Linked DNA regions of Homo sapiens: region 2 is linked to region 1. A link is a contact called in ENCODE Hi-C or POLR2A ChIA-PET data. All regions are on one chromosome and are shown on one strand. The core of a region is the stretch at or near the end of the contact, and the rest is flanking DNA. Distances in the headings are between cores, read along the strand shown.

What was found. Hi-C counts contacts between places; a loop is a spot of excess contacts on that map. ChIA-PET counts read pairs that join two places held with the same protein, here RNA polymerase II (POLR2A). Pooled maps may share reads with other maps.
Region 2: a loop to region 1 is called in a map of CD4-positive, alpha-beta T cell, with 6 times the contacts of the local background. The contact joins the promoter of SDHB here to the promoter of ZBTB17 in region 1. A Hi-C loop is called at or near these places in 1 of 168 maps with a recorded cell type or tissue (CD4-positive, alpha-beta T cell) and 6 of 50 pooled maps. POLR2A ChIA-PET finds 5 or more read pairs at or near these places in 1 of 52 experiments (T-cell).

What each region holds. Positions count from the first base shown.
Region 1 is chr1:15,974,652-15,977,532 of GRCh38, reverse strand. It overlaps ZBTB17 (zinc finger and BTB domain containing 17), which reads left to right and starts at 1,432. Exons shown (of 16, transcript NM_003443.3): 1 at 1,432-1,550. RefSeq lists enhancers at 1,068-1,567, 2,459-2,568 and silencers at 1,569-1,668, 1,709-2,038.
Region 2 is chr1:17,052,243-17,055,288 of GRCh38, reverse strand. SDHB (succinate dehydrogenase complex iron sulfur subunit B) reads left to right here and starts at 1,257. Exons shown (of 8, transcript NM_003000.3): 1 at 1,257-1,341. The coding sequence starts at 1,270. RefSeq lists enhancers at 718-767, 1,318-1,377.

The DNA of each region.
Region 1 (2,881 bases), core at 183-2,682:
AACACCATGTGTTCCCCAAAAACTACTGAAATAAAAATTAAAAATATAGTTAAAAAGAACGGGTGAAGTTAGCCAGTTGTGGGTGCACATGCCTGTAGTCTCAGCTACTGGGGAGGTTGAAATGGGATGCTTAAGCCTAGGGGTTTCAGTCCAGCCGGGCAACATAGCGAGACCCCATCTAAAAAAAAAAAAAAGAAAGAAAAGAAAGACGGCCGGGCACGGCGGCTCACGCCTGTAATCCCAGCACTTTGGGAGGCTGAGGCAGGTGGATCACGAGGTCAGAAGATCGAGACCATCCTGGCTAACATGGTGAAACCCCGTCTCTACTAAAAATACAAAAAATTAGCCAGGTGTTGTGGCGGGCGCCTGTAGTCCCAGCTACTCTGGAGGCTGAGACAGGAGAATGGCGTGAACCCGGGAGGCGGAGCTTGCAGTGAACCGAGACAGCGCCACTGCACTCCAGCCTGGAAGACAGAGTGAGACTCTGTCTCCAAAAAAAAAAAAAAAACCTAAAGACAAGAAGGGGTGAAGTCAACTGCTGGGCTTTTTTGTTTCTCTAGCCATTGTGAAGACAGGAGTGAGTTGCCAGATTGGCATATGTTGCATCCCACTGAAGGCTAGTGGACATGAATCTCTAGGGAACAGTCTCCCCACTGCATACTTTCTTCAGCTGTGCTTGGCTGTTTGGGAGCTAACAAAGAGAAAAGGTGCATTTGGATTCACACAGCGTTGGTATTCTTACCAAATCCATGTGACAAAAAGGCAAGGGGGCAAAAGAGCTTACAGTAGTGGCAAGAGTGTTGTTAAAATTATAGATTATGGAAAATATGCAGGCCTAGAAGTAAACAAAGGAGAAAGCCCTCAGACTGTGAGAAAGTGGAGAAGTCAGTGGCCTAGAGCTACCAAAAAGGTAGAAGAGGGGCCACGGAGGGGCCATGCAAGTCTGCAGACACTTTTGTTTTCAGACACCTTTATTCACGTCCAAGACAATCAGGGAAGGGGATAATGTTCGGTTTAGAAGGTAGAAAAACACAACTGGGATCTGCAGCTTTGAAGCCACAAGTAGATTCATATCTCCGGTCCACCACTTACAAGATATGTGACCATGGACATTGATTTACACTTTTTGAGTCTGTTTTCCCTTTTTTAAAATTAGGAGAATAATACTATCTTATAATTGGTGTGAGGATTTAAAGAGATAATGCATGTAAAGCGCTTAACACAGTGCCTGGCACACAGTAAGAGCTGAACACATGATGTTACTGTTATATTTGGAAGAGAAACCAAGGCAGGGGTACAATGAGGACAACTCTGAGCGCCGAAGTACTGTAAGGTGGAACTTTTGGATAGCTAGGCGCATGCGTCTGTCTATGGGCGCTCTCCTAGCGAGGACGCTGCGCATGCGCCGGAAGTTGCAGCCGGGAAGCCTGCGAGGTCGGTTCCGCCCGACTCTAACATGGCGGCGCCCTTTGTCTGCTCTGGAGTGCCGTCCCCGGCCTTCTCGCGGCCGTGATGCACCTCCCTCTGCGGTGGGGTCCGGGACATGGCAGGTGAGTGTCAACAATCGCCCGGGGCCGGGGAAGTCCCGGGAGCCGGGGCGGAGGCGGCGGAGGATGGGGCGCGGTGGGACGCCGGTGACGGTTGTGTGGGGGAGGGGAGGGAAGTGGAATGGGACGCCAACCGGGGCTGAGGGGACACCGCTGGGCGGGAGATTGTGGGGTGGCGGGGCGGGGGGCGTCGCCGGGCGTGCTGGCGGGGAGTGGGCGGCCAGGCGACCGCCCGGGCGAGGGGGCGCGTGTCACCTCCCGGGCTGGATGACACCCCAGCTGGTAGCATCTCCGCCCCCGCCGCACGGCTGTCACCGCCCCTTGACCCCGCGCGCTGTCGAGGGTGGGCGTTCTGCGGCCGCGAGGGAGCGCAGTGCCGGGGCAGCTCCTGTCGGCCGGCCGGGGCGGGAGGGAGCGGGGCTGCCCGGGCCTAGGAGGAGCTGACAGAGGAGGCCGACGCTGTCCCTGTATAAAAGCATTTCATTCATTCATTCGTACTGCGGACGGTGGTTCAGCACCTGATAGATGGTGAAGCTAGAGCGAGTGATGCGGGCGGACTCGATCCTCCAGGATCCTCGATCCTGGAGTTAGGAGTGTGAACCGTGGAGCCCAGCAGCGGGGTTTGAATCCCCATTCCCTGCTGTGACCTTAGGCACTTTTGGCTTTTTCTCTCTGCCTGGGTTTATTCATCCTTTAAGCAGAGATGATAATAAAATCAGCCTCCTAAGATTGTAATAAAGGGGAAATGAGGCTCCTAGAACACTTATGGGTACAAAGTAAATGCTGTGTGTTTGTTGCTGTTATTAATTGTATCACCATTGTCACCCAGAGCTCAGAGACCCATGTGGGAGACATACAGGTAAATCAGCAATTCTGATACTGCTGCGAGGGCAGAAAGCCCTCCTTCCTCTGAAGCACGGAGTAGAGACACATCACTCAGCCTAGGGGGAATCCCGGGAGGCTTCTGTCCCCCAGAAAGCTAAGATCTAAGGGAAGCTCAGCGGAGTGAGGCAGGAAAACGGGTATTCCCAGTTAAGGGTGTAGTTTGTGAGAAAACTCATCTTCGTAGAGAGAGGAGAGAGAGATCAGGCTAAATAAAGAAGCAGACTGGGCCGGGCTCGTTGTCTCACGCTTGTAATCTCAGCACTTTGGGAGGCCCAGGCGGGCAGATCACTTGAGGTCAGGAGTTCGAGACCAGCCTGGCCAATATGGTGAAACCCCCGTCTCTACTAAAAATACAAAAATTAGCCGGTCGTGCTTGCGCGCGCCTGTAGTCCCAGCTGCTCAGGAGGCTGAGGTATGAGAATCGCTCGAACGCAGGAGGCGGAGGTTGC
Region 2 (3,046 bases), core at 8-2,507, 1.1 Mb before region 1:
AGACTGACAAATTCTTAGGGAGGCTAGGTGTGGTGGCTCACGCCTGTAATCCCAGCACTTTGGGAAGTTGGAGCAGGATGATTGCTTGAGCCCAGCCTGGGCAACATAGCCAGACTCCATCTCTACAAATAATTTTTTAAAAAAATTATCCGGGTGGCCGGGCGCGGTGGCTCATGCCTGTAATTCCAGTACTTTGGGAGGCCGAGGTGGGTGGCTCACGAGGTCAGGAGTTCAAGACCAGCCTGGCCAAGATGGTGAAACCCCATCTCTACTAAAAACACAAAAAAATTAGCCGGGCATGATGGCGGACGCCTATAATCCCAGCTACTCGGGAGGCTGAGGCAGGGAATTGCTTGAACCCGGGAGGCGGAGGTTGCAGTCAGCCGAGATCGCGCCACTGCACTCCAGCCTGGGAGACAGAGCGATACTCCATCTCAAAAAAAAGAAAAAAAAAAAAACTACCCGGGTATGGTGGCTCACACGCCTGTAGTCCCAGCTACTCTGGAGGTGGGAGGATCGCTTGAGCCTGGGAAGTCGAGGCTGCAGTGAGCCAAGACTGCACACCGGCCTGGGCAACAGAGTGAGACCCTGTCTGAAAAAAAAAAAAAAAATTGGCCGGGCGCAGTGGCTCATGCCTGTAATTCCAGCACTTTGGGAGGCCAAGGTGGGCGGATCACGAGGTCAGGAGTTCAAGACCAGTCTGGCCAAGATGATGAAACCCCGTCTCTACTAAAAATACAAAAAATTAGCCGGGTGTGATGGTGTGCGCCTGTAATCCCAGCTACTCGGGAGGCTGAGGCAGGAGAATCGCGTGAACCCGGGAGGCGGAGGTTGCAGTGAGCCAAGATCGCGCCATTGCACTCCAGCCCGGGAAACAGTGCGAGACTCCATCTCAAACAAACAAACAAAAATTCCAGGAATAAAGAGGTTGAAATCGGGGCAGGGACCCGGATAGGATGGCTCCGCCCCATCTAAGTCTTAGCCCCACCCCCTGAAAGTCGCCCTGCCTCTCAGACTCCTCCCCTTTCTGAGAAGGTCACGGGGGAAGCCAAATGGGCATGCGCCGCTACTGCGCTATTGCGCACGCTCGCTGTGCTTGCCCCGCCTTCCCTCCGCCCACCCGGGAAACCGGAAGCCGCCTCCCACTTGGTTGCTCGTACGCGGCTAGTGGGTCCTCAGTGGATGTAGGCTGGGCGCCGCGATGTTCGACGGGACACCGGCGGAGAGCGACCTCGGGGTTAAGGGGTGGGGCTGACGTCAGGAGCCAAGATGGCGGCGGTGGTCGCCCTCTCCTTGAGGCGCCGGTTGCCGGCCACAACCCTTGGCGGAGCCTGCCTGCAGGTGAGTCCTGGAGCCTCAGAGAGGGAAAAGTCAGGAAAGCCACAGAGACTGCCTGGAGCTGATGGGGCTGCGGAGAGACTGAGGAAGCATAGGGCAAGGCCTCAGGGAGATGGAGGACCTCCTCCCCCTGGTGCAGTGCTTTGGTTTGGCTTCGAGCATCCCTGTCAAGTTATCTTTCTGCGCCTCGCAGCAGCTTGTGAGTTAGGGCACGGGCAATTTTTTACAGCTAAGGGTGCGGGGGGGGGGGACGTTCAGAAAGGGGACTTGAATTGCTCAAGGTCACATGGCAAGCGAATGACTGCTGGAACCAGAATTTGAATCCAGACATTGGAGTTCCAAGCCCTTTTTCTGCCACCAAACTATCGCCTCTGTAGAAAAGGGAGACCTGCGGGGTGTGAAGGATGGGAATTGGGAAGCGAGGTAATTCCTCAAGGGTGCGAGGTTGAGGACCGGGATGGGTGAGGAAAGGACATGTGAATTGTTGGGGACAGGGCAGGGGAAGGGAGAGATGGAGGGAAATGCACCCAGCCCCCTACCTCGAAGGATCCCGGAGGTGGGTGGTGGGGGTTGCAGGAAAGACTGGGTTCCTTAAAGCAGTGTCACCACAGTTTCACTAGTATCCTCTCAGTGTTTCTGACTCTAAAGGTCATATAATAATACGGACCTCATAGAGTTGACATGGAATGACAGGTAGAGGGCTTGGCGCTGTTCTTGTTTATTACTATGCCGTGTGCAGTAACAGATTTTCCCACGCCCCTTGTATGGCCAAGAAACAACACATTTCTGACCTGCCTTCTAAGTGGGAACATTTAGAAGGGGAAGGGAAATTGCTTTTGTATACATAAGGGACTAAGGATTTGCAAATCCTTTCTAAGTCTGTTCCTCTTCTGGGATTCTCAACAACCCCTTTAAGGTGGGCAAGCAAGAATCCTTACCCTCCTTTTTGGAGCTTTGAAAACTTGAGGCCCCCAGAAAGAAAATTTTTGGCTTGCTCAAAATATCACATTCCCAAGAAGCAGACCTGAGGCAGTTTTTTAACATGGTACCAGAAAAACTCCTTAGCATAGATCTTGGGACATGGTTGGTGTCCAAGAAATTTTAGTTCCTCTTCCTCTCTTGCACTTAAATGAGGACATCTTTCATCTTAAGTGCCTGCTATGGCTGCATAACACAGTACATATTGCCCATGTTCCAATCCTGGTTCTATCCAGCATGCTGTGTGTGAACTTGGATCCACTCTGTCTGCATCAGCCTTTCTGAAAAGGGGAGATAGAGGAAGAAGACAGCCTACCAGAGCCTCAAGCTGACATCCTCTCAGTATTAAATTGATGATTGATAATGAGCTTGTTTACCTGTTCCTTTTATAGTTGCTGAGCAAACAATTAAATTGTGAGAGCCCCACTAACGAGAGAGTTCCAAGCCCCTCTTCTAAGAATGCATTGTAGAAAAGGCTAATTTCATAGGTCATTTTTGTAATTCCAGGCAAGGTCTTTGCAGGGCCTCCTGAGGGCAACAGAAAATAGAAGAGCCCCAAGGCCTCCCCTTCCTTGTGGGAATGTACATGTATACCCACAAAAGCCACCTCAAAAGAATTCAGTAATGAGCTTGGTGTGTTACCTGTGGGTAACATTCAGGTTCAGGTTCTGAATTCTTTTTATGCTTATAGTCTGACCACTGAACCACAATTCTGCCTGTAAGTATTTGA